4 separate regions of the Mus musculus genome follow, and regions 1, 2 and 3 are each linked to region 4. The links are chromatin loops, found by intact Hi-C in ENCODE. Cell type or tissue: heart. All regions are shown on one strand. Each heading gives the region's core, and the rest is flanking DNA. Links, peaks and the distances in the headings are about the cores only. Region 1 holds the start of Mettl15 (methyltransferase like 15). Region 2 holds the start of Lin7c (lin-7 homolog C (C. elegans)). Region 3 overlaps Gm39905 (a long non-coding RNA gene). Region 4 holds the start of Bdnf (brain derived neurotrophic factor).

The links. Peaks named below come from ENCODE experiments on the same cell type or tissue, not always from the same donor. Only the 100,000 strongest peaks of a DNase experiment are listed, where the experiment ranks them.
Region 1: a loop joins it to region 4, with 2.8 times the contacts of the local background. A loop is called at or near these places in 7 of 42 quality-filtered maps.
Region 2: a loop joins it to region 4, with 5 times the contacts of the local background. A loop is called at or near these places in 8 of 42 quality-filtered maps.
Region 3: it touches region 4 in a loop (21-fold over the local background); 20 of 42 quality-filtered maps call a loop at or near these places.

Annotation. Positions count from the first base shown.
Region 1 is chr2:109,276,509-109,284,110 of GRCm38, reverse strand. Mettl15 (methyltransferase like 15) reads left to right here and starts at 5,821. Exons shown (of 6, transcript NM_029790.3): 1 at 5,821-5,918. Kif18a (kinesin family member 18A) reads right to left here and starts at 3,373. Exons shown (of 17, transcript NM_139303.1): 1 at 3,218-3,373. In heart, for the core only: no CTCF peak of the experiment used is centred there; a DNase peak (open chromatin) is centred at 3,360; H3K4me3 peaks cover 3,011 bases; H3K27ac peaks cover 2,425 bases.
Region 2 is chr2:109,886,225-109,893,826 of GRCm38, reverse strand. It overlaps Lin7c (lin-7 homolog C (C. elegans)), which reads right to left and starts at 2,949. Exons shown (of 5, transcript NM_011699.3): 1 at 2,906-2,949. The coding sequence starts at 2,942. In heart, for the core only: a CTCF peak has its summit at 3,551 (motif pointing right); a DNase peak (open chromatin) is centred at 2,986; H3K4me3 peaks cover 2,160 bases; H3K27ac peaks cover 1,751 bases.
Region 3 is chr2:108,873,280-108,880,881 of GRCm38, reverse strand. It overlaps Gm39905 (a long non-coding RNA gene), which reads left to right. Exons shown (of 3, transcript XR_866639.1): 2 at 3,490-3,598; 3 at 5,113-5,402. It also overlaps the pseudogene Rpl35a-ps4. Among named protein-coding and RNA genes, the nearest start is that of Gm39905, 4.0 kb to the left of the region's middle. In heart, for the core only: a CTCF peak has its summit at 3,564 (motif pointing left); no DNase peak of the experiment used is centred there.
Region 4 is chr2:109,691,165-109,698,766 of GRCm38, reverse strand. Bdnf (brain derived neurotrophic factor) reads right to left here and starts at 5,204. Exons shown (of 2, transcript NM_001048142.1): 1 at 4,858-5,204. In heart, for the core only: a CTCF peak has its summit at 3,737 (motif pointing right); DNase peaks (open chromatin) are centred at 3,756 and 5,176; H3K4me3 peaks cover 2,642 bases; H3K27ac peaks cover 1,525 bases; H3K27me3 peaks cover 3,005 bases.

The DNA.
Region 1 (7,602 bases), core at 1,432-6,431, 420 kb after region 4:
CAGTGTCATGGCCTAATGGATAAAGGTACATTCCTGGGATTCACGTGATAGAATTGCTTCCTATAACTTGTCAGCAGATCTCCACATACAGTTATGCATATGCCCACAGACACATAAAACACACATAGAAAATAAAATGTAATAAATTTAAATGTATATTCACACATAAACTTCTGGACTCGGGTTATTTTGAAAAAGCACATGAAAAGTTTTGAGCAAAAATGATGGGGATATGGGAGGAAGTTACAGGTAAAGTTGATCAAAACATATTGTAAACATGTATGAAATACTCAAACAAAAATTAAAGACATGTTACATGTATATCTCATTGTGTTGATAGTCTCAGTGTTACAGATGCTGGTCTTCAGTACCTGGGTTTAATCTGACCTCCCTCAGCCTCCTCAGTAGCTGAAACTACAGATGTGTCACAGTGCCTGGTTTTTACATTTTGATTATTCTGTCTGCTGTAGGTATTCTAATAAGAAAATTGGACTGTGAGTGGAGCTCTGTGGGAGGGCACAAGTCTTAGGTTCCGACACTAGCATGGAGGAAAGATGGTTTATTCATTTTCTTGACTTTAGAGAGTAGGAAAGATGTATGATTCTTTAAAATTATGGTCAATCTTTCATTGTTTAAAACGATAAAATTAGAATAAGGATGGGACCAAGCTTTTAAAATAGTTAATGAGGATTAAAGAGTTTAAAGCTAATTGGAACTTTCTATAGTTATTTTAAAATGCAGTAAGGATTCAAGTGATACTTGAGAAGAAATTTTGACAGTCTCTTAAAGGAGTTTTAAGAAGTACAATGTCAAGTGTAACTTTGTGTCTCAACCTGCTACAGATTTTAAGATTGATCTTATTTCCTATTCCTCTTTGTTCTTTAGCTAGGGCACCAGAAAGCAAAGATTCCCTTCTCCTACATTAAAGTGATGTTTTCTTTTTCAAACATGGCTAAAAGTCTGGTATCTAGTTGATTCTATATCAAGTACAAAGACCATGTTTAATATGAAACAGATAATTGTTATCTGTGGAATAGGATGAAGATTTGCAAATTCTTTTTGGACAATGCTTTGAGAACAGTATAGACCCTGATCAATTAAGTCATATTCCATCTTAAATGGTATGCTGTTAAAGAAGAAACAAAAGAGCCAGTGGTAAGATTTTTTTTGGTGGGAATAAAGTAAGTCTATAGATTACAGTAGACTATTGATCCATTCCTGAAAGACTGAGTATAAAAGAGGATGATGAAGGGGCTCTAACTGGCAATATTCAAACTAAAGAGCAAATGGTATTTAAGAGCCTTTCCTGCTACAAAATTGTATGATTAATCTATATGTTAGGAAATATAAGAAGAAAAAGAATGCTGAAATGACGGCAAATAGGATTATTATTTTAAACCTATACAGTTCTCAAATATAAATAATAATTAAATTAATAAAAGTATATAAAAATACATAGAATCCAAAAGGTAATTTACTCATGTATAGGCCCTGAGAATTTTCTACATAAAAATTAAAATTATATACTTCCTTTAAAAAAAATAAAAATACTTAGGTGGCATTAAGGATTCTACACATTCTAGATATACACTGTCATTATACATATATCACGTAATGACTGCAGCAATAAATTAATAGTCTGCCAACATGCACTCCCCTTCCTGTGAATTGTTATTTAGTTGGTATGTTTGGATTAGAATCTATTACCCCACTCCCCATCACTGCTCACCTCTGTGTTTTTCCTGGAAGGAGTGAATTATGAAATGTAACTTGGTTTTTTTCCTTTTGTTTTTCTGATACCATACAGTAAGTATTCTTAATGAATATGATTGAAAGGCTTTCCCCAGGTCAGTATGGTGGTAACAGTGATGCTCACATGAGTTACTCTCTGCCAGGAACCATGGCAGACACTTCATACCCAAGTCATTCAACGCGCATAATAACTATGCAAGGTTGCCTCACATACGGAGGAACTTAGTAATGTTTCCAAATGTTATTACTAATATGACAGAAAGCGGACCCAGCTACAAATCCAAATCTCATGACTGAGAAAAAGAAAATGCTTCCAAACAGGTGTATAGAAGCACAATGACATAGCTACGAATTATTCCCAACTCAGGTAGAAAATTCTGATTCGACATGGTTTAGAACAGGGACCTTGCCTCATTTACAGTTTCTATCTGGCTTAAACCTTTCTGTCAGTCACTGATTTGACTGCCTTACTAACACGAGGGAAGATTATCAGTATTGGTGGTGGGCCAATTGTTTTTCTATTGCCTTTCATAGCATTAACAGCATAGTCAATTTATAGTGTCTATTGAAAAGTATAACTACAGTGGGACAAAATGCTCTTTAAAATAAAAAAATCTTAAATATCTGTAAATACTGGTTCAATGAGAATACCTCTCAAGGCAAATCATTCCTGCTGACTGAAATAGTTCTTTTCATACACTGAATTCAATAGCAAGTACTATTTATTAGCTCTGTGGGATTCATATTCTCTAACATCAAAGGTCAAGAAAACCTTCCAAAACCCAAGGTAGGAACTGGACAAAGTGGACTGATGTCACCAACAAAATTAGTTCTACTCCAGTAATCCCCATTCATATTATAATGAGCAACAGTCAGCATTGGCTTTTTTTGTACTAGGCAAGGCAAATGAGCTCCTGCTGAAAAGGCTGCAGAAACTGCAGGATTAGAGGCTGCTTTCTGGCCTCCTGGCACTTTTTTGTCTTTGTTTCTTTTTTTCCGTGACCTTCAGCATCACAGGTGAGCAGTCAGGGCCGGTTTTGCTTGAGGCTACAACTGGGCTCCAGACTGACCTGACAGCCTCTCTGCACAAAAGCTCCTCCCATGAAGTAAAGCCCAGAAGTCGCACACTCCCATGTGCAGCCCAAGCAGGACACTCTGAATTTGGAATCCGGAAGGAACCTCACGCTCTAGGAGGCTGAACTGTGAGCGTCCTCAGTTTAAGTCTGAGAAAGGGACCAGCTTCCCCTCGGGGTTCAGTGGCGAAGCCTAGAACCTCGGTGCTGAGAAAGGCTCGCCTTGTCATGCACACTCGGTAGCTCCGGGTCTTTCCAAGCCGCAATACCGAGGGGACCCTCGACCTGCATCGCCCGCCGAAAGCTAATTTGTCGCCTGACACCGGATCCTCCACTCCGGCGACCCTCGAATCAACCCACGCGTCCCCAGACACAGCGCCCACCTCACTCACCTACAAGAAGTGACCGTCACAACTTGGCAGAGTTGGCTTCCAGGCGCTCCAAACACAGCCACAAATTCAAACCCAAGCCAGCTTCCCCAGCTATCCATCTCATTGGCTGCCGTTCGGATGACGTCAGCACGTCAGACGTTTTCCTGAGCGACTCGCAGTTTGGCGCCAGAGGCTGGGCCTCAGATGCCGGAGGAGAAGTTACTTTCCTGGGCGTCGCCGTGGCAACGCGCGCGGTCGTTTCCGGCAGCCGTGACGGAGGTGGGCGGAGCTCGGGCGGCGGTGCAGGTGGGAAGCAGCCACCTGGGATATTTAGTATTGCCACAGTCCTAGGGTCTGGGGTGCCCTGGGCTTTGGGTGATGTTTCTCTTAGGGGGAGAGGCGGAGTCTGCGGGCCTGTAAAAGGGCCTGGGTTATTTTGTCCTTTTTCCCTTTCTGATTAGTCAAGTTCCCAAGGATTAGGACTCAGGCTTTGGAAGGTATGGTGCCTCCATGTGAATTAATTACAAGTCCCAAGTCTTCTTTTGTCAGGGTTTCCTGGCCTGCTCCCGTTATTACTGATTAAAAATATTTGGTATTTGCGAAAATATTTGCTATTTGCCAGCATTTAACATGCTCCAAGTATGACCTTACAAACTAAAAATCACTTAAATATATTGGCCTAGTCACATTATTGGATCATGGGCTTCTTGTTTCAGATTGCATTATTTCTGAATGTATACATTAGAAAGAAAAATGCATTAAAAACATAGGGAATATTAAAAAATTGGCAGGGTATTTTATATTTGTATTGTTGGCTAGGCAAGCCTTTTATCAGTTGACATTCTCAACCCTTTAGAAAAATTTAGTAGTACGATCTGAATTACATTGTTATTGTTTATATGACTCTATTTAGTAAGCAACTCTTACTTGCAGATTTTAGGAGCATATTAGTACACACTGAAGTCAGCATCCCTTCCCTCCTGGAGTTTAGATTTCTGTAAAAATAGGATGTTACAGGGCAGAGGATTTATGCATGTGTCTGTCTATTGTCTATCTATCTATCTATCTATCTAATCTATTTTATATTTTTAAACAAGGTCTTGCCCAGTAGTCATGGCTGGCCTGGAACTTGCCATGTAGACACAAATGGGCTGGAACATATAGAGATCTTCTTGCTTCTGCTTCCTGTGTGCTGAGATTAAAGGCATAGGCCACCACACCCAGCAGTGCAGAGTACTATTAGTCACATTTTTACGTTGAAATCCCATAGATTATGATTATGTCTTAAATCTACTGAAGAAAATCAGGAGAGTTGCAAATTATACATTATTCTTTGTTTTATGAATTTTTTCTGAGCCCTGGAGAGTGCGTCAATAAAGTGACTACTTATTTCTTATTATAGTATATGTACCAACTAATGCCATCATCATTTTTGTGACATTGGTTTGGTAATAAAAATGAGGAGAGTTTGCAAGGCAGTGGTGGCACACGCCTTTAATCCCAGCACTTGGGAGGCAGAGGCAGGCAGATTTCTGAGTTCAAGGCCTGCCTGCTCTACAGGGTGAGTTCCAGGATAGCCAAGGCTACACAGAGAAACCCTGTCTCGAAAAAAAAAAATGAGGAGAGTTCATTTTGTTTTAAATATTCTTTCCATATATAGTGCTTGACCTTTGGTGTCTCAGGCATATTTTTAACCCCTTAAACATTACCTTACTTTATTCTCAAAACAGACTATAAGATATAAACATATTGTTTTGATTTTATTAGGAGAAAACTGAAGTGTTAGAAAAACTTTTATAGGGAAGTATTTCTCTTGTAAAAGAAACCAAGTCAAAATTAGCCATTTGTTTTTAAAATACTTTCTAGGTCAAGTGACTATAATATATTTTAATTTAGTTTGAAAATATGTTTATCTTGTTATCTTGAAAAATTATATTGGTAAATGACTAAGTAGGCATGTACATTCCATCTTTGTCTTGTTTTGACATTCACACTATATAGGCTTCTTAGTGTTACAAGTGTCGCCACATGTAATCCCAATACTACCCATTTAATTTCACTTCTGCATTGCACTTGCTTGATAGCAGGGTTCCACTAATGAGATCCATACTCTCCAGGAATCATACATTTGGTTAAAACAGAGAGGTTTTAACAATACAACCAATACTATTATTGTGCAGTTGTCAACTCATGAATTTGGCAGAAGTAATAACAGGACGAGAGAACCTCATGCTTTTTAACAAAATTAAAGAGTCGGGGTAGGGGACCGGAACTTCCCAAAAGTACAGGGTTAAGAAGGTTGAAATTTCCACCTTTGGTTAGAAATTGGATGATGCATGGAGCCATTATTTTATAGTAGACAGAAAATTGAAAGTTACATTTAAACTTTCGCCAGACATCAAAACAATTCTTAAAGCAAGCAAACAAACAAACAAACAAACAAACAAACAAAATAAAACCCCCCAAAACCCTTAAAAGTGAGATCTTGTTTTTCCAGGATGATCTTTTGGAAACCCCTGACCCACAACACCCTTTCAAAGTAGGTGCTGGGAGCAGCGGAACTAAAGGCAGACACACTTCAGTTGCTCCGACGGAAGGACGAGGGCCGTCTGTCCGTTCTTACAAGTTTCCCCCACTCGGGACTTAGGTGTACGCAAACAGGTTCTTCTGCGTTTTAGCATCGCGGCCGGCCCAACTTTTTTTGTTGTTTTTGTTGCCTCAGGTGAGGAGAAGTCCCTAGTTCAGGGTTGGAGACAGGGCACTTTTGGTGTTGAGGTTGTGGGGAGTGAATCCCCCGCCTGTGAGGAAATAAGCCCCTCCCCCGTCCCCTCCGGTGTACTGCCGGCCTGGCTTTGGAGAACCCCAGCTTTCCCACCCTTCACTTTTAAGATTGGCCAGGGAAGGCTGAGATCCTTTGACTAAGGGGCGCATCCTCCCTTTTCCACCCCCCCCTCCCCGCCTTAGCCCCCGCCTCCAGCCCCCTAGGTCGCGTTTCTAGCTTTAAAATTAGATTTGTAACTTTTCCTCTCGGGACTAATAGTAATTGTTAGCATCCTGAAGGAAGTTCTATTTATATGGCTCCTGTTTGTGTTCCCACAATTGAACATGGCCAATTTTGTGGTTTCCAGGACTTCAGGGAACCTTGCCCATGTAGAAAAGCTAAATGACCCAGTAACAGTGCATCTGCTTTAGAGGCCAGGTTTACTGACTGGCAGTAAATTAAACAAGCTCACAAGATTGCGGAGAGATCTGCTTTTTTTGGTAGTAGACTGGGCTACAAAGAAGGAATTTCCTTTACAGTTTGAACTCAAAAGATTTTTTTACGGCACGATCCCAACAAGGAGGGTTACTACAAATAATCTAAAAACTATATATAAATAATCAACTATTTGTAACCCCTTCTCCATGTTTACCTGGGTTACAAGCTATATATATATATATATATACACACACACACACACACACACACACATATATATGTATATCTATATACATATATACTTAATCTTGAATGTAGTTAAATACATGAAATTTGAGTACAGTAAAGAATAAAATGCCAGTAGAAACAATTTGTTGTCCATTTTTATTGCTTTACCCTCACATTGTTTTGAGGTTTTTATTGGCAGCAGTGCTTCCAAAAAAAAAAAAAAAACCCAAACAAACAAATAAAAAAAAAAAACAAAAACAAAACAAAAACAAAAGTCAAATCTGCACAAGGGCCAGCTCAGTGGTTACTTGTGTTCTGCTGGGACCCTGAGTTCAGTTCTCAGCACCCACATCATCCTACTTACCGCTGCCTGTAACTGTAGCTGGGGGTGTGGGGGTGTGGGGGTGGGGTGGAGGAGACACAATGCCTTTGGCCTCTGTGGGTACTTGCATTCTTGTGTAGCCCCAAATATAAAAATCAGTTATTAAAACTGGGCATAGAGTATAGCTTGTTTATTCCAGATTCTATTATTTTGCCTAAATACTGTGTGCCCTTACTTAGGTATAATTCTACTTAGGTATAAACTCTACTTAGGTATAATTCCAAGGTATAGGAGACTGTTTCCATTAACAATATAATTCAAGAGATACTATATATACACATAGTTTATGTACTGTACCTTTAAATTGCATGGTTACATTAAATACTTCCATTAGGTTATGTTTGTAACACTGAAGATAAAAGATTTCAGGCTCTGAAGATAAGCCTCTTGCATTACAGTTACAGTTATGGCTCTGACTATGTGGCAAGCTATTTAGTTTCTTCAATGTGTAATATAGGAATAATTATGTTTAACTCCAAGAATTGTGATAATGATCAAGCGAGGCACAAAGAATATTGTTTAGATTTGTTGGCACTTACACCTGAATAAAAAAATGACAATTATTTTGAAAAATTAAAATAAAGGGTAGTTGTACTT
Region 2 (7,602 bases), core at 1,316-6,315, 190 kb before region 4:
TGGTCCTAATGCTTGTGACCTCAGAAAAGTTTCCTAGCCTGTTTTATGGTCTTTCACTGTAAAACAGCAATAATACTGCCTTCCTCATATGGGGAAAGGAAATAAAACGCTTTCACAAGCACAGATGTATGTCTCCTTGGTATGGATTAATTTTAAGAAATATTAAGCCGGCCAGTGGTGACGCACACCTTTAATCCCAGCACTTGAGAGGCAGAAGCAGGCGGATTTCAGAGTTTGAGGCCAGCCTGGTCTACAGAGTGAGTTCCAGGACAGCCAGGGCTATACAGAGAAATATTAAAGTATTAGGGGCCAAAGACATAGTTCAGCACTTCCTGAATCCTAGCACCCACTTGGTCATCTCACAATTACCTAAACCTCCACGGACCTGACACCCTCTTCTGCCACGCCCCTCTCCAAAGTCTCCCAACATATACAACTTAAAAAGAAAAAAATATGAAAGAGCTACAAACACACACACACACACAGACACATTTAGCATATTAGATAACTGTCATTGGGAATGTAAAAAATGTGAACAAAGAACTTTAGAAAACTCAACTTCATGTTATAACACTATTAATCACAATCTCTGTTCTGAGTTTTTTCCTAAGGTTTTTCTGAACCCCAGCCTCAGTATATTCTTATTGCTAATTAAGTAGCAGTAAATTCTAATTAAATTTAATTAAGTAAGTTTGAATTGTGCTCATTTGGCTCCAAAGGTTAGGATACCTTAGAGTCTATATAAGTCTATATACTATCCTATATATTCTGATCCTTGCATACTTTGACTTAACTAGAGGAAAGTTTTGATTTCATGCCACGTTAAAAACCGGACATTTAGCCGGGCGTGGTGGCGCACACCTTTAATCCCGCAACAACAACAACTACAACAACAACAACAACAACAAAATACCAGGCATTTACTTCACAGAATTAGTTAGGACTTTGCATTTGTTTATGAAAAAGTCCAAATAAACTTAGTAGAGAAGCAAAAAGTTGATTCAGTTTTAGATAATAAAAGTTTAAACTGCTATTAATCAGTTAATCAAACAGACCAGCTTTGCTCTGATGTCCCACCACCAGAATGGCTAGTAAATGTTGTTTCAGCAGTTGTTGATTTACAGTCACAATACATTATCCACATTAAAATCCTACATATACAGCTGGGAAAACGGCTCAGTGGCAGAGTGCTCACCTAATATGTACAAGGCTCTCAACTCAATACAACATGGTGGGAAGAAGGAAAAGAGGAGATAGGAGAGGGTAGAGAGAAGGGAGACACTTAGAAATGAGTTAAACACTCTATACCAAATATATGCTCATTAAGTTTGTGCACCAGTGAATTGTGCTTTGATGATTTTGAAGCAAACAGGAACTTGGTCATATGTACTGGTATTTTGCTGTGGAATTGTACTGTGGAACTTTTGAGAATATGCTAGGTCTGTTAGAATTCTTGATCAGAATCGGACTTGACACCAACTGCCTTGCTTATCCTGCTAACTGGCAAAAACCAACTAGGACTTCATTCCTACCAATATTTTGAGCTTTCTACTGTTTAACTGAAAAACTTCCTAACAGCAAAAAGCAGATGTCAGAGGGAAAAGGTCCACATTTTGTGCTTCATTTAAAGATACAAAAGAACGCCATCTTGTTTGAAACTTGCAACTCTTCTGGTTAACACCAACAGATTTGTTCCTGTGTAACAATGTGTTCAAAGCACATTGACACCGTAGTACTTGAGGGGAAAATGACACAGCTGTAAGCCTACCTTATTCTTTCCCAAGCTACCCTGTCACAAACAAGTTCATTTATTTAAAAAGAAACAAAAGGCTCCCATGGTCACTACAATAAAAAGCAAAACGAATCATAATCAGCACAGTGTGTGAGGAAAGAGGTTCTATTACATACACAAATTTTATAAAATGATTTCCTTCTTGGACGATATTGAGATTATAATTGTGAATACTAAATATATGCAATGTCAAACTCCATCCCAGGCGATGTTTGCCAACAGCACTCGAAATGCTTAACTGGTACTTTCTGGTTACTATGACTACCGAATTGTACAAAGCTTGTTCCAGTTGTCTGAAATTTAAGTTGGGGCAGAACAGAGTACAATACTGGAAAGCTGCAACTGGACCCTGGGAGAGTCTTTTCACAGGCTTCTCTTCAATCGGGTTGGTTTTTCTTGGCTGTTTGCTCTAAGAAGCAATCAACCAACCAGGTTTCCAAGTGTAGGGTTTATGAGTATGGAATTGCATGGCACTTAAAAGTGACTTACAATCAAATCACTACTCCACCTAGTTATGTAATCTCCTTCCCAAGATCAAGTCAGTTGGAGGGTTTTTTTTTTGTTTGTTTTTTGTTTTTGTTTTTGTAAGCATCCTCTCCGTGGCTGGAGGGGTGCGAAAGTTAGGAAAGAGCAACTCAAAGCCCGGAGGCTGTGGTCACAGTACTGAAGGAGTCTGAGTTTTAAATGGGGGCGAGGGAGTTTCTGCGGGAATGTGTCTGTGTCGGCCAAGTGGCAGAACCAGGCCAAGAGGCCACACTGATCTGTTCGCGCACACTGACCGTAGACAGTGCCGGGCTGCGTGGTGGCCTCGGCTTTTAGGGTCTATGAAGCTGAAAGCCGATGCTGCGGTGCGGACCCAGGGAGCGCCCGTGCCTACAGCCGTGGGCAGGCCGCTGAGCCGTGCTGTGCCCGCCGCCAGCCTCAACGGCCGGCTCTGGCGAGCTTTCAAACGCCAGCCAGCGCCCCCCGCGAGCAGCGCCCGGCGCCGAGGCCGCCGAGGGCTTCCGGGGCTCAGCGTCCGGGTCACCTTGCCTCCGCTCCGGCCCGCAGGCAGAGCGGTTCGTAGTCTCGACCCGCCCCACCCACCGCGGCCGCGACCCCCGCCGCACTCACCCCTTTCCAGCCGGACAGGTTCGCCCAGCGCCGCCATCTTCTCTTCGGAGGTGCAGACCCACAGGAAGTGACGACAGAGGGGCCGCGGTGGACCAGGCCGAGAAAGCGGAAGGGCGAGGATGGTAGTAACGCGAGAGCTAGAAGGATGCGGGTAACTACGCAGAGCGGTAGCCGGGGACGCTTTGCGACCGACGGGTGGCCTCCTTTCGTGGGTCTGTGCTCGTCCACTTCCAACAACCTGAGGTTGAAAAGAACCGATGTCCCGAGTGTCCCCTGCCTCGGGGAAGTCAGGACCTTAGTTCCGGCCCTTACCCGACCGACGGCAGCCTCTGACCGTCTAGGCTGGTTTCCCCATGTCCGAGTCCTCTTATAAATTCTTAATATCCTAGCTTGATCTAATTTAAAAAATTTACAATTCGAATTTTATCTAAAACTCTCTTTGAGCAGAAAGGTGGGAAAAAAAACAACCGGGAGAGAACGCTTTGGTATACACGAAGTATTGTTTTTAGTTAGCCGATTCAAAATCTGCTTGTGAATGAAGGATGAAGCATAGATTTTGTTTTATGGGTACATTTTGTAATTTGTAAGAATTTTTATATTAATGGGTGTTTTGCCCTTATGTATATCTGCACCATTTACAAACCTGAGGCCACAAGAGGGCATCTATTCCCCTGGAACTGGAGTTACAGATGGTTGAGACCTGCCCTGTGGGTGTTGGGAATCTAACCCCAGGACCCCTGGAAAAGGAGCCAGTACTCCTAACAGCACTGTCTGTCATCTCCAGATCCTCATAGGGCCACTCTTGAAGACTTGGTGGACCCAAATATTTTTAGTCACTAATTTCAATGAAATAATTTTTGTGAAACTTGGATTTGGGTAGCAAAGATCATAGTCCAGTGTTAAGTTTGTAACACCTGCACGACAGGATTGTTTTAATAGCTGGTTGCAGGTGACCCATTCTTTCCGTTGAACTGCAGTTTTCTACATGTTGTTATTAGGTAGTTGAATCCCACCACTGGGCAGTAGCCTTCAAGCTTCCTCATGCTCCATACAAATGACACAGGTTTTCTTGGCTGACAGGAGCTATTCTTATGAGCTGGGGTTACACATTACTTACTTTTCCAGAGACTCGAATCTGCAGACTTGTACAAGCTACACAAATCTGAGCTTTATCTCTATCTTCTGCTCCTTTGGAGTAGTCTTTTTCCATGTCTTTGATGATAAACACACAAAAAATCCCAGAATTCCAGGCTTACGCAGAAGACCATAAAAGTTTCCAGAGAATAAAAGGTCACCTTCTAAGGACTAGAAATTGAAACAGGATGCACTTTCTTTCCTTAACACAGCTGGAAGGACTCTGCAAGCTATAAAACTGTTACAGAAAATTGAATAATTCTCAAACTAGAATTCCCTCCTTGTTTTCTAGAGCTTCCATAGTGAAGTATAACAAGCGGAATGTTTTAAAACCACAGATAATTGCCTCACAAATCTGAGAGCTACAAGTCAGGAATAAAGGTACTATGTTCATTTCTAATCTACAGGAACCCTTCCTTGTCTCTGCCTGGCTTTCTAGCAGTTTTCTGGAAGTCTCTGGTGTTCCTGACTTGTGCTACTCAGCATCTTAGTTAGGGTTTTACTGCTGTAAACAGACACCGTGACCAAGGCAAGTCTTACAAAGACAACATTTAATTGGGGCTGGCTTACAGGTTCAGAGGTTCAGTCCATTATCATCAAGGCAAGAGCATGGCAGCATCCAGGCTGGTATGGTGCAGGAGGAGCTGAGAGTTCAACATCTTCATCTGAAGGCTGCAAGTGGAAGACTGACTTCCAGGCACTTAGGAAGTTGCTGTGATAGCCCACACCCACAAGTGACACACCTACTCCAACAAGGCCTCACCTGCCTCAACTGAGCCATACCTTCTAATAGTGCCACTTCCTGGGCAGAACATATGCCAACCATCACACTCAGTCTTTGTTTTCATACTCACATGGCAGTCTCACTATTATTTTCGTCTGAGCATTTTCTTAGAAGGAGACCAGTCCTATTAGACCAGGGGAGGAGACCAGGGGCCTACTCTAATCCAGTATGACCTCAGCCTAAGCTACATAAACAGTGTGCTACTACCACTGACTTATGATTCTCAGGTATGTGTGGTTTTTTTAAAGGGAAGGAGCCAACTTATTAAGCTGATAAAATTATCAGGAGAGAAGTCATACTGAAAGACGTTTTAGGGGGCATGGGTATAGCTCAGTGGTTGAGTATTTGTCTAGCATGTCTGATATCCTGGGTTAACCCCCAGCCCCACAGTTTCATACTAAACATATAAATTCTTCTAAAAAATTACTTTCCATACATACTTTCTCAAAAGCAACTAGGAAACATGCTCCATCAGAATTAGGAAGTTATATTGCCGATGTAGCTTAGTGACAGAGCAGTTGTCTCAGCACTCAGAAAACAGAACCAATTAAGACGACCCTAGAATACTTGTTTCATTATTGTCTCTAGAGAAACATAACTAACAGAATGTGTACACTCACATGTGTGTACAATCATGGAACACAGACTTACTGTAAAGATTGCTTCAAGTGATCATGAAAGATAAGATATATCATGATCTGTGGCCTGCAAGATGGAAGCATGAGAAAGAAGACAGTAGTAGTCTCAGTACAAAGCCACAGGTAAAAAACAAACTAACAAACAAAGAAAAAAACAAAAACAACAACAAAAAAACAGAAGTTAATGCGGGTAGCCCTACTTTGTGTTTGGTGATCCCATGATCAGAACCGCTGGGCTAAGGGCAGAAGTATATGACTCAGTTTAACAAGAGAGAAGGCTGCTTTTGTATGCTCTTCTGTAGTATCTAGATCGTCAAATAGATAGATTAGATGATGACTACCCACATTTCTTCTTTTTAATATTTATCTTTAATTTTTTTATAATCCCACCATTATCCCCTTCCAGGTCTGACAGTTCCTCATCCCATTCTTCTCCTCCCACCATACCTCCATTCCACCCCACCTCACCCTGCTAGGCCTTCCCACTCCCTGGGGCCTCAGGTTTCTCAAGGGTTAGGAGCATCTTCTCTCATTGAGGCCAGACCAGGCAGTTTTCTGCTGTATATGTGTTGGGGGGCCTCATATCAGCTAGTATATGCTGCCTGGTGGCTCAGTGTCTGAGAGATTTTAGGGGTTCTGGTTAGTTGAGACTGCTGGTCTTCCTATAGGGTCACCCTTCTCTTCAGCTTCTTCCAGCCTTTCCCTAATTCAACCATAGGGGTCCCGGACTTCAGACCATTGGCTGGGTGTAATTATCTGCTTCTGTCTCAGTCAGTTGCTTGTTGAGCCTCTCAGAGAGCAGCCATGCTAGACTACTGTCTGGAAGTACAACATAGCATATGTAATAGTGTCAGGCCTTGGAGTCTCTATTGCTCAGGGGAGAATTCTACCTAAGCCACCTCAATAAAATCATACAGAAAATAAGCCAACAATGTCTCAGAAACTGCACCCTGACTTCTGTGCATGGTGCAGCCTTGGGGACTTGGTCTTCCCAAGGGAAGTTGTGAGCAAGAGGATCCACTAAAACTGGATGACAGTTGGCTTATAAAGGGTCATTAAGACATAATGAGGCAGAACAGTAGAGCACAGGTAAAAATTTTCTTCCATTCCAGGAAGTCTGACACTCTCCTTATATCTGTGATGCCCAGGCACGTATATAGTGTGAATACATACTTGCAGGTAGAGCAGTCATACACATAAAACAAATCTTCAAACCTCAAAAAGCAAAGTTACAGTCCTTCTGTCTGACTCTGCAAAGTCCTAGGAACACAGGCACCTGCCACTACAAACCTGACTAAGATGGATTTTAATAAAATGAAAGACAAAAGCAATAATATTAAATAAGGTGAAACAATTTATTTTATCTTAGGATCTAAGTTGTGTTGGTCTCATATTTTCAATTAGAAATATCAACTCTTGGTTATAGGTTTTATGAAAAGGTGTAGGAGACCTACATTACAAACACAATTTGATTGCTTAGTGAGCACAGACAGTAGGGGCAATAAGATGGTGGTAGGTAGGCAGGACAAAGGTGCTTGCAGCCAAATCCGAAGACCTAAGTTCAGTCCCTGAAATGTACAGTTGAAGGGAAGAACTAACTCCCAAAAGTTGTTTCTGAGCCTCACACATATACACATATGCCCTCACACAGACACATAGACCAGGCTGGCCTTGAACTCAGATATCCTCTTGCCTCTGCCTCCCTAGTGCTGGGATTCAAGGTGTGCACCACAACTGCCTGGCTCTGTGTGGTCTTTTGATATGTTGCCTCAGTTATCAAGAATGTTGAGGAAGACATGACAACAAATGAAAATTACTTGATGCATAATGTATAGCAGCTAATATAAACATTTATTTAAATATATATTCCTTAAAACTTTGGAATTTTAATAAATCAGAATCTCCAGGAAAGTCTCAAGTAATATACATTTTTCCTATGTATGAGTTTATTATTGACTAGCTGCTGAGAATTGAACACAGCCCTTATTTGTGCTAATAGTGCTGGAATCAACATTTTCAAAACTCTCAGGGGTTCTAACACAGCCAGACTGACTCAGTGAACTCTATTTGAAGTTCAAAAGATTATTTCTAGGGCCTTTTCCAACTAAATTATTTTCCTCTACAAAAGCACAGGGCAAATT
Region 3 (7,602 bases), core at 1,575-6,574, 820 kb after region 4:
CTTCTCTGAAAGATATTCTAACTTCCATCATAAAAGCTAATTGTGAATTTAAGAGTAGCAATGAGAAATAAACTTTCATACTTATTTAAGTGATGTTTTTATTTTAGGACATCTCTATGTTTATACCTAGTTTAAGCAGATATAGATTTTTGTTATAAAATGCAATCATATTCTCATTCTTTAAAAGGTAACATGTATTATCTGAGAAGAGATATTTTCATCAGGTTAGATGATCTTTAATTTAGCTTTGCCAACAATCACTCACTTAAAATGTGACTAATAGCTCATGCAAGAAGTGAAATACATCTTATTTCCATTACCAGTTTAGCAGAAAAATTTGGTTTGTAAGTCTTGTTTTGATATTGTGAGTCATTATTGTTTGGTTTGTAGTTTTTATAAGAGGCACTGGAACACATAGGATAGCTATGCATCTTGGAAAAGCTAATCAGATTTTTTTTTGAGCTTCTTCTTTTTTTTGAATGCTTTTATAACTTTATTTTATTTGTATTATTTATACATAAGTTTCATTTGTATCTAACTTATTATTTTTTTAATTAGGTATTTTCCTCGTTTACATTTCCAATGCTATCCCAAAAGTCCCCCATACCCACCCCCCCAATCCCCTACCCACCCACTCCCCCTTTTTGGCCCTGGCGTTCCCCTGTACTGGGGCATATAAAGTTTGCAAGTCCAAAGGGTCTCTCTTTCCAGTGATGGCTGACTAGGCCATCTTTTGATACACATGCAGCCAGAGACAAGAGCTCCGGGGTACTGGTTAGTCCACATTGTTTTTCCACATATAGGGTTGCAGTTCCCTTTAGCTCCTTGGGTACTTTCTCTAGCTCCTCCATTGGGGGCTGTGTGACCCATCCAATAGCTGACTGTGAGCATCTACCTCTGTGTTTGCTAGGCCCCGGCATAGTCTCGCAAGAGACAGCTATATCTGGGTCCTTACAGCAAAATCTTGCTAGTGTATGCAATGTTGTCAGCGTTTGGAAGCTGATTATGGGATGGATCCCTGGATATGGTAATCACTAGATGGTCCATCCTTTCGTCACAGCTCCAAATTTTGTCTCTGTAACTCCTTCCATGGGTTTCTTAACTATTTTGTAATATTGCACTCTTTTTCATTTTCTTTTCACCTTCTCAGATGGTCACTAATTCCTAATTCCACAAATAAATAAGCATTGAGAATCCCCTATATTCCAGTACTGTACTAGATGTAGGCTTAAAGAACAGTAAAACTAAACAGTCTTTTGCAATATAAATATTAGGAGGAAGAGATATTTTTCAAGTAAGAAAAATCGTTGCAAAGTTATAATTTTGCTACTGTCTGGAAGGAGAGAAGCATGATGCTTTGAAAGCATAGTGTGTTGGGATTTGACCTAATCAAGGAGGTTTCTTTCCCAAGGAAGTGATAATTGAACTGAGATCTGACAAAGGAGAAGGTATTAACTAGGTCCCTGGAGAAATTTTTTCATTAATTTAAAAAAATTGAAATTAAAATATAATTACATCATTTCTGCACTTCCATATCTTCCCTCCAAGCTCTCACATGTATCCCCTTGTTCTCTCTCAAATTATTGACCTCTTTTCTTTAAATGTGTGTGTGTCCCTAAATTTATAAATACAACCTTCTTATTCTGAATAATGGTATTCATGTGAATATAATCACAGGGCTGACAACTTGGTATTGGATTACCAACTATAGGCTCTTCACTGGGGAGACTATCAAGTTTTGCTCTTAGCATGCCTTCGTTGCTTATAATTCTATGTCTGTGTTTAGGGCCCCATGAGGTGTCCCTTTATATGTTAAGGTATCTATTGCTACTATCCTTGGGTATTTTAGAAAAAGAAATAGTGTCAGATATGGTTCACTTTTTTTAGTATCATTATTATTATTTAATAAATAATGGACTATTGATTTATCCTATGAAGACATTATGTGCCTACTTTTAATTCCAGGGGTAACAGTAACTCTTAATAATTTCTTGTCTGTAAAAGTATTGCAGTTTTGACACTGATATGCTCACATAAGTTTTGACTCATAAATAATTAATTGCCAATCATTAAATTCCTGAGGATTATTAGTAAAAACAAACAAATAACAACTGCATATTCCTATAAAAGGTGGTTTCTAACAGATATCATACAGCATCAAACCAGAAGATTGTCTAACACCAGGAAATTATGTAATGACTGTTCAAATAATATAAAATATTCTCCCCCCTCAGAGAGGACTTAAAAAAGTATTCTCCTATTCCTGTTTTTTTCATGAAACATTTCAGCTTCTCCATCTGAACTGAGACCGAGTCAACATGATTGGTTAAGCTCTTCTTATTGGGTACAAACTGAACCCAGATGTGAACTGAGTAAGGTAGTCAGACTTGCTTCTGATTTTGGCAATGCCAACAGTCAGTTTATTTATTTCATCAAAATTCTATATTATCTGACAATTTGGGACCATCCAGAAAAGGTTAAACTTCTGACTATTCATCCATTATACTCTAGTAATTACATTGTTACCATTCTCCAAGATTAAAAAAAAACATAAATTATTTCATTTTTATTTATTTTGTTAAGTGTTTGTGATATATGCATTTGTACTTTAGCTATCTAAAGAGCTGGATTTCAGGACATTTTAAAAGTGATATAACAAAGTATTGTTTAAAATAAGATTATCTTGAGACTTAATTGGTTAGTGATTGTGAAAAAAGAAATAGTTTTGTTTTTGTTTTTTACAATAGTAATATAACTGGAGAGGTGCAGAAGTCTTGCCTCTGAACTACTGTCTAAAATTAGTAGAGTCTAACTGGTTCATAGTTTGAAATGTTTGGAAAAGATAAAAACATACGTGCATGTAATCTTGTATTGAGGAGAATTTTAAGGTCAATAAACAGCACTTAGTTGAAACCACTAATGAGCTCCACAATGTGTCTCAAAGATCTAAAGTTTATTTTGCTTTTGTGAGACGTTGGTCTAACTTGTGGCTCATGCTGTCAACACACTAGACCACAGTCCTTGGCGGTCTCTGGTTTTCCTAACACTTGAACAGTGTAAGGTTCCAGGAGGAGTGCAGAAGCCCTGTCATTTAAAGCATATGGTTCTCAGCTTTGCAACAGGAAAAGAATTTGAGAGGTTTTGTCTTAAATCACCAAGATGTAACTCTATTAAAACCAATTTCTTGTTATTCTTTCATATCCTCCACAATGCTACATTTAAAAAAATATATAGTTTCTAGCAGAGTTGTCTCTGATGAAAATGTGGAATAAAGGATTTCACTACTACCGCTACTCCCCCTCCCAATTTACCCTTCAATGAGTTTGTGAATATGCTTGAGATTTTTTTTCTCATCAGTATAGTGGGAAGGCTGAGGAGGGATTGAAAGGGAAGAATTAAAATGAAGTAAAGAAAAGTTGTTTTAAATGTTCCTTCTGGCATTCATTGAAGACTTGAGCAGTTCTGGGATTTCTCTCATTCTGTCTCTAGGTTCTCCCTCAAGAGTTCCATAATCCTTAGCTCTATACTTGGAACAATAGGAGTGCCCTCTGGTGGACAAAATATCATTTTTATGTTTGGTGCATATGTACTGAATGCGGTAAGTATGGAAAAAATACGTCTTATGTTTCAAACAGCCTTCATTGAACTAATTAAATACGTAGAAAATAAGTTCCCCATGTTCACACTAAAGTGGTGACAAGCAGAAAAGAGACCATAAAGTAAGAGGATAAAAGCAAACCGTGGTGGCGATTGGGTCCCATTTGACACCACCATATTGCCTTGTAGAACTGTACATTATTTGGAGCCTAAACTAGAAATTCAAACATCTAAGGGGAAAGCCAACAGGTCTTCTTATTTGCAAAGGTTGGACATGCTATCATAAGGACCCATGCATTAATGAAATTACTTGAGCATAAGGAAAGACTCTGAAAGGAATGTGAGTGCTGGTATTATTGACTAAAGTACTTTTTAGTTGGGGTAGAGAGGACTCACAAAGACTTTTTCCCTTATGCTGGAAAAATGCTAATGGTGGACCTCTGGAGGTGTTAGGACTAACATAGCACATCTTCTTATTGTTTTCTAAAAGATCTCTACCTTATTTTTTTGGAGAATGACACATTAGAGTCTGAAGACAGACTAATTTGGCTCATATTTTGAATTACCTTCAAATTTTGATTGGCTAGATGGATTGCAACAGTAAAAATGAATGAAGCCCTGCAGTTTTTGATAGTAGAATGATGAATGTTTAAGAACTTCTCCTATCTGGTACTTTTGATGTGTTTGCCAATGTCCATGGTGTAATTTCCTCATGATGAAGTTCATGCTACCTCCTGACTTCTCTGAGGATACAGTTAAAAGGAGAAGCATACAACCACTCCTGATAAGCCAATCACTACATGAGATTATTAACCCATAAAGAGAAATTAAATTTTCCATGTAATTTTAACAATTGAGACCATATATATATATATATATATATATATATATATATATATATATATATATATTATTATTATTATTATTTTGTAACAGAAAGGGAAAACAAAAGTAAAAGTCATTCGAAAGGCTTACTGCAGTAGAAGAAATTATGTTTTAAGAATAAATTTGCTATGTCACACACGTAACATAGTGCTTAACATCCCCTGTAGTATTTGTCCTTTCTCTCTGTTTCTAGAACCTTGTTAAACGCTGTTGTTAGGATAGATCTGTATAGTAAGGGTGAATAGAATGACAAAGGAAAATTAGCAGTTCCAAGGAGATTTCAGCAACTCACCAACTCTTCTGTATGAAAGCTTGTCTATTGAATCATGAATTTCTTGTCTTCTGTAGATCTTAAGTAAAAAAAATGCTCACATTGAATTGACAAGTTTTGCCTGCATTTATATTTCTCAGTCAACTATGATGCTTACTCTGCTCTCCATAGAGATGATTTTCTGAAACTCCCTCTTTAAGGTACTTCATACTTGTATAATCCTAGGTCTTTACTTCCAGACTCAAAGGTGATTATACGCACCCCTGCCCAACTCCAGCTCCTGGGACTGCAAAAGGAAGAATAGGGTCTGACTGCATTTTCTACCTAATCTTTTCCATGATCTTCTTTTGTTCTTTCAGCCACTGGTAATAAAGCCCTCAGCAACTCCCATTTCTGCCAATGATTCTTACATCCTTGTGCTTAAGGAACGGAACTGCCTTGCTTGTGTCTGCAAGTGTCTTCAAGATGACTGCAACCCATGCATGAAAATCAGCAGCTTTTCGTGGAAGACATGTGCATCAAGGACAGTTTCATTGGAGTTCTTACTGTGTGAATTCAGCAATTCACTGCATTACTTTGACACTAGCTTCTCTTCTGAAGATAGCAATGCCTGCCTGTTAGAAAAGCTGAAAACAATAAATTAGATACTACCCAGTAACTGCTTACAAAACATGTGGAATATTTAAAACACAATTCTATTATCAGCAATAATAATTTTATACTAGAATTATTTTAATTAAAGTTAAAATTTGATCATGAGAGTTTAGTCTTATATATTATTGCATAGTAAATACCTCTTTAAGAATAGTTTCTAGAGCTTTGGGGCCCGATTGCTGGGGCCTGCTGGGAACAGGACTTCTAACAGCAAGTATGTCTGGAAGGCTGTGGTGCAAGGCCATTTTTGCTGGCTACAAGCGAGGTCTCCGGAACCAAAGAGAGCACACGGCTCTTCTTAAAATTGAAGGCGTTTATGCCCGAGATGAAACGGAGTTCTACTTAGGCAAGAGATGTGCTTATGTGTATAAAGCAAAAAACAATACAGTGACTCCTGGAGGTAAACCAAACAAAACCAGAGTGATCTGGGGAAAGGTAACTCGGGCCCACGGAAACAGCGGTATGGTTCGTGCCAAATTCCGAAGCAACCTTCCTGCAAAGGCCATTGGACACAGAATCCGTGTGATGCTGTACCCATCCCGGATTTAAACTAATGGAGAGTAAATAAATAAAAGTAGATTTGAAAAAAAAAAAAAAAGAATAGTTTCTAGGTGAGAAAGCAATCAATCTAAAAATAGCAAAAGATACAGAGAATGATTATGTGGCAGTGTAGCCCAGTTGGCAGAGTGCTTGCTGAATACGACTGAAGCCAAGCTAGACATGGTGTCACAGTCCTTAATCCCACTTCTCAGGAAATGGAGGCACAGCCATCATAAAGTCACGATCATCCTTAACCACAGAATAAACTATATAATGAGTTTTAAGTCAGGCTACAGCACATGAGATCCTATGTGGAAAAGAAACAATGAACAGCAAACAAAACAACACAAACAGAAAATGATATACATTTCCTTAGACCTGAAAAGCAAATTGATAGCAAGTGTAGTCTAATTCCTTTTATATGCCACATTTATTAACTTTTGCATCCTGGTTTCCATGGCTATTTTCTCACCTTTAGAAATAATTTTTTCACATGTTAGTTCAAGGAAGGACTCACTCTGTGGAGGGTCTGGGGCTTTTTGAAAAGTGGTATTTAATTCTTTCATCTCTCCAGGAAAACTATAGAGTTATTATACCATTTGTCTGTTCATTATCTATCTACTCTTTGTCCATTCATCTATATACCACCTATCACCAATTTATCGTCTACCTATAAGTGTTCTATTTATCTATTACCTAATCTATAATCACTTTTGTCCTCTTTGTTTCTTATCTTTCCTCCTTTTCAACGTTTCTTATATTTCTTCTTTTTCTTCCTAATCAGGTAATCTCTCCACCCATTTAATAGATAAACCCTTCTCCAAGGTTCCCATATTTCAGGGAATTAAATGGCTTAATCTAACTTAATCTAACCAGCCTGAAGCTTTATTTTAGTTTCTTTAACCCAGGTTAATGATGTAAGTAATTAGTTTTGGTCATGGACAGTTTTAAAATGAATATCAATGAAGAAAACATGAGAGTATTTCTATTCTATATCCATATTAGAGACTCTGATTTTTATTGTCTTTGGAATATATGACAGGATTAAATCATTTTTATGCCTTCAAAAATCTGCGACAGACTTTCTAATCATAAGATAAATTTGAGCCTCTTAAAAAAAGAGTTTACAGCCTTCAGAAAACCCAAAAAGCAAAGTAACAAAACAAATTCCCTAGTCCTAAAACCCATAGAAAATACTCATTCACTTGTTATGATGTCTATGTGTATTTATATGGGGTTTTAGCAGGCACATATGTCCGGGAAGATACGTATATATTTTTTAAAAATGCCACTTACTGCTTCACAAATGATTGTTTTGGCAACCTAGAGTGCACGAAAACCATCTCTTCTTTTCATTTTTAGAGATAGCCCACTAATTCACTGTGCAAAGACAGTACAGCTTATTTGCCTAATTGAGTTGTGTTGGATATTTAGAATGTTTTCATTTTATCTTCTTTAAAACTGCTGAAATTTATATACAAGTTCATGATCATGAACTGGTGCTTGTTTTTCCATGGATGACTTAGAGGTAGAAGTATTCAGGGATACCTTGATATCCAGATATCATACTTCAGACAGAATACTCAGATCTTCCAACTTTTCGGCTGCTGAATTTGCCTTGAACCCTAAAAGGTTGCTAGGCACTTCCTTTCCTA
Region 4 (7,602 bases), core at 876-5,875:
AGCAAATTTCATATAGACTAGTTGAAATTTAAAAAAACAAACTGATTTTGGATTAAAAAGAACAATCTGAAGTACAGTGACTTAAAAAAAATCATGTAATTTTTTTTGTATTTCCTGGTTATATTGAAATTAGGATATCCTCCTTTGCCTGCCTTCCCTCCAAAAAATGTGGAGGCATATCAAAACCACAGAAGGTCGTCATAAAATCCCAGTCAGACCAAAGCAACTGAGATGAAAGCAGATTTAAAAGCGCCAAGGTTCTGTAAGCTTTCAAAATCAGGACATTACGACCATGACAACCAATGAAAAGTTCTTTCAAGTGAACCTTTGGGGAAAACTACATAACATTCATTACTCTCTGGGAACTTTGGAAATAACCTTTTACTTTATTATGCCTGCCACTGAAGCTTGTAAATTTATGTTACTCCCCTCGCTCTCCAAATGTAACCATCCTTGAACTTCAGGCCATGTATAAATGAAACTTCAGGACAACTAGCTACTCCATAGCCATCCACAATGTTTGGTCAGATTTACCTCACCAAAGGTGTGTCTCAGAGTTTGTAGTTGCACTTTGGTACTTACATAAATGAAATTTGCCATACTGCTTGTAATTCATTCTTTCTTTCATCTATCTATCTATCTATCTATCTATCTATCTATCTATCTATCTATCTATCTACCTATCGATCTGATAGCATTCCCTTCCCCCTTAACAATTTTCAAATACCCATGCAACTACTGAGTTTCGTCATTTTTTTTTTAAATCTATCAACAATGACTCCATTATTCAGTAATTGGGTCCATAACTTTCTGAAGTTTTCATATTCCTGTGATAGAGTGATGGAAGTTTAGTAATTCTTTGAAATATAAAATTACTTAGGATTATTGCTTTTAGGCCTTTTGGCTAAGATCAAGTGTAAAATTATTTAGGATTAATAATCTCATCCCTAAGTGGAAGATGGAGGGGCTTTAAGGATGCACTTCCCTAAGTTTTAAAGTACTAAAGCTTTAGTGATGTTTCCAAGGGTTAACTCCCCAATGCCAGTGACAAACGGATTTCATTTGCCAACATCATTTACTTCTTAGCATTACTCCATACTAGACAGAATAAATGGAGGCCAGAGTGTAACCAATACGTCTACTCATTCACTTCTGATGCCCATCTGGGCATGTTATCCATCCTAATAAAGAAAATTTATCATAATGCAACTTAATGTGATTATCCTTCAAATGGCTCCTTCTGCCTCCAGTGAACAACAGCCAGCATTTTCAAGTTGGAATTCTGCAAAACTCTCTTCTGATTCCTCTTTAAAATGCAATTCACAGCTTGAGCTCACAGAGCCTGCCAGTGGCTGAATGGCTGCACTAGGCGGCTGAGAGTCCTTCAATTAAGCAGCAATTTTGCAATTAGTGGAAACGAAGTGCTTCATAACAATTGTTTGAAAACAAGTTGAGACAAGTGAGCAATTACCCCATTAAAAAGAGATACTCACTGTCACAGGACCAAAAGAGCCCCCTCACACAAACGGAAACCGTCCCCACAAGGAGAGAAACACAGGCTGGTGTTTTAACCATTAGCAGGAGATCAGTACACTATAACTGCTGCAGCAGGAGTGTGTCTTCCATAACAGTCAAAGGTTTAGCTGCCCTCCTCTTGCTGTGTTCTGTTTTCATTCAGAAAATCCACAACTGCTCTTTGCTCTACTCCGGGACTAAATTCCTACACCTTAAATTCTTAATGAACTACTTGTGTGTGACCTTTCCTTCCATGTCGTGCATCTCAGATTCTCTTGGTGATTAGAAGATAACATCTATAGAACCCAAATCTGCCAACTGTGCTACAATTTACAACATATAGGGTATGTGGAGTGTGGGGAAAGAAGGGGGGAAGGGGGAGATGGATTTTACTAAAGGCTTCAAAGATGAATCTAAAAAAGAATAAAAACAAGCTGGTTGCTATACTATCAGGTGGGCGTGCTCAGCCTGCTCCGTGTGCCAAGCTACAACCCAGAGCTATTTATATTCGGAAGAAATGAGATTATTGGGACTATTAAAAAGAATTGGACTCTTAAAACATTACAGGAAGCTGGGAACAGCTTATATTTTAATGGTGCCCCCTTTAAAAGAAAATCCAAGACTTTGTGCTAGGATTTTAGAAATTTGCATTTACATTTAATATGATTTCTCCCTCCCAGCGAGTCAAGATGAACTAGAAGTAACCCAGCTCCTTTTCTCTCTTGGGACCTTTAGGAGATTTAAGCAACCATGGCTGCAGTTTAGGCAAATGATCACTTTCTAGGTTCCTCTTGTATGCAGTTAAAAGGGTGCATACTTTCAAGGCATCCTAAACCAGATTTCCTAAATGATTTAATTTCTGGATGCATAAAGGTTTGCAATCCTTTCAAATGACCTTAAGTAGCACCCTAAAACAAGCATGATTCCAAACTACAAACTAAGCTCTGAATGGGCTGTGAGAGACTCTAGAAGTATGTGAAAAATTACTGTTAGTCTGTTTTAAAAAATGTTATGTCTAAGTGTGTCTGCAATGGTCTAATGCTTCAAGATGTCTACGTCATGCACAACAGTCTTGTTTATCTGGGAATTATTTCTTTCTTCCTGAATCATTTATAAACAGGAAAATTTTAATGACGTAAAACAGTTCTCTATACAACGTGTGTTCTGTGTCGTTGTATTTACTATTAATATTTACCAATATTTATCCCATTTTTACAAAATAACATAGAAGAGGAACAGAAAACAACTTTATGATTCTGGAATTCCAATAATGGTAACTACCATATTTCAAATTCCAGTAGAGATTACGTTTCAACAAGTCTCTCTCTCTCTCTCTCTCTCTCTCTCTCTCTCTCTCTCTCTCTCTCTCTCTTGCCTTGGGGAGGAGGGGAGGAAGAACAAACCAAAACCTCCAAACCTTATGAAAAATCAGTGAACTGCAGTAATTATTTTTAAAGCTCCCTAATGTTATTTCATCCTCTGCGCCTGACTAAGCCTATTGTGTGTAACAGCTTGAACCGCTCTTGTTCTAACCTCAGATACCTCCGACCTGAAAATAGTGTCTCAAACTTACAGGGGCCCGGATGCTTAGAGGAATCAAACCCGTAAATAAAATAAATAAATAAATAATGCAACAAGACAAAACAAAAATCAATCGAAGGATCAAAATGGCTTTTGACCTTATAACTAATGTATAAAAGAATCGATTTTTGGAGAAGAATTAAAAGAGGGGTATATTTTTCAGTAAGTTGATCCAATTGTTGGGAAGGGGGAGTCATTTAGCCTTTCATATACAATTAGATAACAATTACTGTTCCTAATTATACATCGCTTTCTTTTTAAAAAAAGGATAAGTTCTAGAAGGATTAATAAACAGGCAGAAACATACTTCCAGACAAGAACATCCTGTATTCTTGTGAGAGGGGCTAAAAGGCTGTTGTTGACGCTGAGAAGACGGATATTTTAGGATGCCGGGAAGACCCTCAAGTAAGATCAAGAAAATCCTAGCACTTAGTCAATGGTATCTCAAAGCACCCCGGCAACTCAAGGAAAGAAATGCAACAAGCCAAAATTCCGAACCGAGCCGCACATCTTCAGGAAGCTGTTTCAAAACGCCACTCAACAAGTTTCTACTCGCAACCCCCATAACGACCAGCAAAACTGCCCCTAAAACACTTCCCCGCCCCCATTCGACGAGCCCCAGCAGCTACTCTTGCCAGTGTGGCCAGAAGAGGGCACCCTCTACCTTCCTAGCTCAGCTCTCCTGGCCCTCCCCTCCCTCCTCCTTGGATCCTCCCTCTCTCCCTCCGGCTCCCCCCATCCCCAAGTCCCCATCCCCAGTTTCCTAGCCCAGGCTCCACCCCCAACTCACGAATTGTTTTCACTAAAACACCAGTTCAAACTCAAACTCACAGCCTGTGGCTCACCGCCCTCAGCAGCCCCGGGGGGAACAACACCACCCCCCCCCCACCCCCGGCAGCAATTTCCCCTTCTTCCTTGTCATCAAGCACAAAGCCCCCATCTTCAGCTATTTCTTTCTACGCTTAGGTCGCTTATCCATTGCTCTTCCTGTTTCAGCATCCCTGGAAATCAAAACTAGCCTCTTCATCCTCCATAAACACCCAACCTACTCCCGGATGAAAGTCAAAACTTTCACTTCCTCAGGAGGATGCCCAAAGGGAGGTGCGCAGGATGGACAGAGGGTCGGATACAGGCTGTCCTGGAGTTCCGCAGACCCTTTCAGGCCCCAGCGATAAGAAGGGTCCCAAGTTTTCCTAGTTAAACGTTGACCTTGGACCTGTAAGTAAGCTTTGGTAGTACTCCCTAGAGAGCAGGTGACAGTGAACAGCCTGTTGTGATACCCAGGAAAAGAGATGAGGACAGAAGGCGCCAAGACCCATTCTCGGACTACACACCACCCCGGTCCAAATTTGCGTGGAGAGTGCCTAAGCCGGTGGTAAGGGCTCTCATCCCAGCCCTGTCCCGGTGCCATCCGTCTGAGCCCCCAACAGCTGTCGCTCTATATCTCTCTCACCACCCTTCCTCGTCTGCGGGAGGACTTCGGGGATCCCCGGGACGCAGGCTTAGCTCCCATGGCGCAAGTCGTCCTCTTCCCTTGGCTTTTTCTCTCACACTGAAGGGATTCCTGGGGTCGCACTGTCCCTCAGAGTCGTGGGATCCCGGGAGAACGCTCCCCAGGAGCAAGCCCGCCCCTCCGCTGTCCCGGGACGAAGGTGAAGCCGGAGTTCTGCAGTCCCACAACTTCTCAGTCCCCTAGCCAACTTTCCCGGGCGCACGCGCCTCTGGCTCTCGCACTTAGCCCCACGCCCCGCAGTCGCCTACCTCAGGGTCCACACAAAGCTCTCGGATCCCCGGCAGTGGAGTCACATTGTTGTCACGCTTCTGGTCCCTGCGCCCTGCCCTGGGCCCCGTGCGCTTTCTCGTCTGCCCCAAGGCAGTGGTGGCAGTTGAAGGAACCGGGTCTCATCAAAGCCTCCCAGGCGGAGGTGGCGCGCCGCCCCAGGCGGTTTCCTTCTCCAAGCCCGGGAGTCCCGGGCGCACTGGGAACCGTGCGACAGCCAGCCAGCGGGTGCGCCCCGGCACGGCAGCAGCGACGGGCACCCAGAGCTCAGCCAGAGCCAGGCACTGGGGTCAGACATTATTTAGCTCTTCGGTTGAGCTTCGATTGGTCAGACAGCGCCGCCCCTATCCCCTCCCTGCTCCGCCGCGCCACCGATACCCATTGGGGTGGCTGCTTAAAGGGGACGACGCGCCTTTTCCTTGCGGGGGCTCAGCCCTCGGAAGCCCTCGGAAGCCCTCGGAAGCCCTCGGGGTATCCCTGATCGCCTTGCACTGGCTTCTCTCCATTTCCCCGGAGCTCGCTGCTTAAACCCAAAGCTCTGTGCCTGCCCTCTGCGGTCTCCGCAGGGTGCCCTTTGCTAGGAGGGGTGGTCGAATCCCGGTTCCTAGGCACCCTACTCCCCGCAATGTGCTCTAGAGTAGGAGGAAGCGAGTGTGAGTCTCACACGTTCAAATCTTTCTCCCCTGGTTTGCAACTCTCCCCATCTTTTCCATCCCAGCACCCAAGTTCTGTGGGAGAGGGCGTGCATCCACCCCCACCCCCAGGCCCCGGCCCCAGACACACCTTCCCGCACCTTCCCGCACCACAAAGCTAGAAAAAGCGAACACACAATGAAACTACACAGAGTGTGCGGGGTTATGGTTTACTCCGCTACCTTAAACACATCGGCTTAACCAGAGTTTGCGCCCTGACCTCTCCGGAGTGTGCCTAATAGAATTCAATCAAGATAATAACAGTATTTTTTATTAATGAATAACCCCGGATAGCATTACACCAAGTTACTGCTTCTAGCCGGGAAGCCTAGGCAATAACAGACCTCACTAAAGCCATATGCTTCCCAGCAGACCAAACGGGGGCGGGGGGGGGGGTGAGGAAAGAGAAAGAAAAGAAACCCACCTTTTTCAGTCACTACTTGTCAAAGTAAACATCAAGGCAGCTGCTCTGGGGAAGACCGGTCCCCAAGGTTCTAGACTCTTACTATATATTTCCCCTTCTCTTCAGTTAAAAGGGGGAGGGGGCGAGTCTTTGGTGGCCGATATGTACTCCTGTTCTGCAGCAAAGAAGTTAAATTATTGATAGTGGAAATTGCATGGCGGAGGTAATACTCGCACGCCTTCAGCGAGAAGCTCCATTTGATCTAGGCAGAGGCTGGGAGATTTCATGCTAGCTCGCCGGGGGTGGGTGGGGGGAGCGGCAGCGAGAGCAGTCCTCTCCTCGGTGAATGGGAAAGTGGGTGGGAGTCCACGAGAGGGCTCCACGCTGCCTTGACGTGAGCTGTCATATGATACCTCCTCTGCCTCGAAATAGACACTCTAGTGCACGAATTACCAGAATCAGAATTCCGCGCATTTAAAATGATACATCTTTTATTAGAAGAATTCCGTTCCAGGGCATTGCATGCTTTGTAGATGTTTTCACTTCCAGTCCTAGCAAATTCACGCACACAGAAGCCAAGCCTGTCATTATCTAGGCAGCAACAACACATCAATATATATATGTATATATACTTAACCAGGATTTAGGGTGAGGGGTGGGTAGCTCACTAAGCCCCCTTCCTCTAGAGCAGAGAGTGGTCTTTGGACCGTTTTTGTTTGGTTGTTTGATTTTTTTTTTAACCTATGAGAGATCAGTTACATGACTAGGTTCTGGAGGGCTACTTTCATTTAGCTGTATGATAAACTCTGCCAAGTGTCTACCTGGATTGCTGCTTTGTTAAACGTTGCCCCTCTAATCCAGCCAATAAGTAAAGGCTAGGGCAGACAGACCTTTATTATTCATTTTATTTTATTTTTTTTTAGAAAAAAATATAAAAGAACAAGAGGGCAGTATTGAGCACGGTGCCACAGCCTCTTGTTAACATAATCACCTGTCTGAGGATTAAAAGAGAGGCTCCTTCTTCTAAGGCTGGCCTTTAGTATGTCTGAGACAGGGCCCAGTGATTAGCACTGTAATAAGCAATTCATTCACAGACGATTTCAAGTCACCGTGAAAAATTGGCATATGTGACTCAGAAAGGAGGCAAAAATGGGTATCCGAGACTCTTGCACCCCAACTTCTGTGACCCCTTGTATGTGAATGCTTGTGAAATCTGAATGACTTAATCGTTGTTAAGGCATTGCTGTATGACTGTATCTGAATGCTTAAACATTAAATTTCCTAGAGGAAAGGAGGTTCATAACAGTTCTTTTTCCCAGATGTCTGTTGTCACCAGAGTGGGCTATTGTACTGAATATATGGCGGTAGTGTATACTGAGATTCATTTACCAAGGGCTGATGGTTAACAAAGTGAAATTACTAATATTTGCTATTTGAAAGCTTCCAAAACCTGCTGACAGAAATCTTTCTGTTTTATAAGTGAAGAACCAGAGATTCAATACCTTATAGTAATTCAACCAAGAATACCAGAGATCCACCCTTAAAGACCTCAAAAGCTCAAGCGAGAAAGGCCTCCTCCTTCTACCCTTTGTCCTTCAGTAAAGGGAAATCATCAGAACTCAAGCTACTTT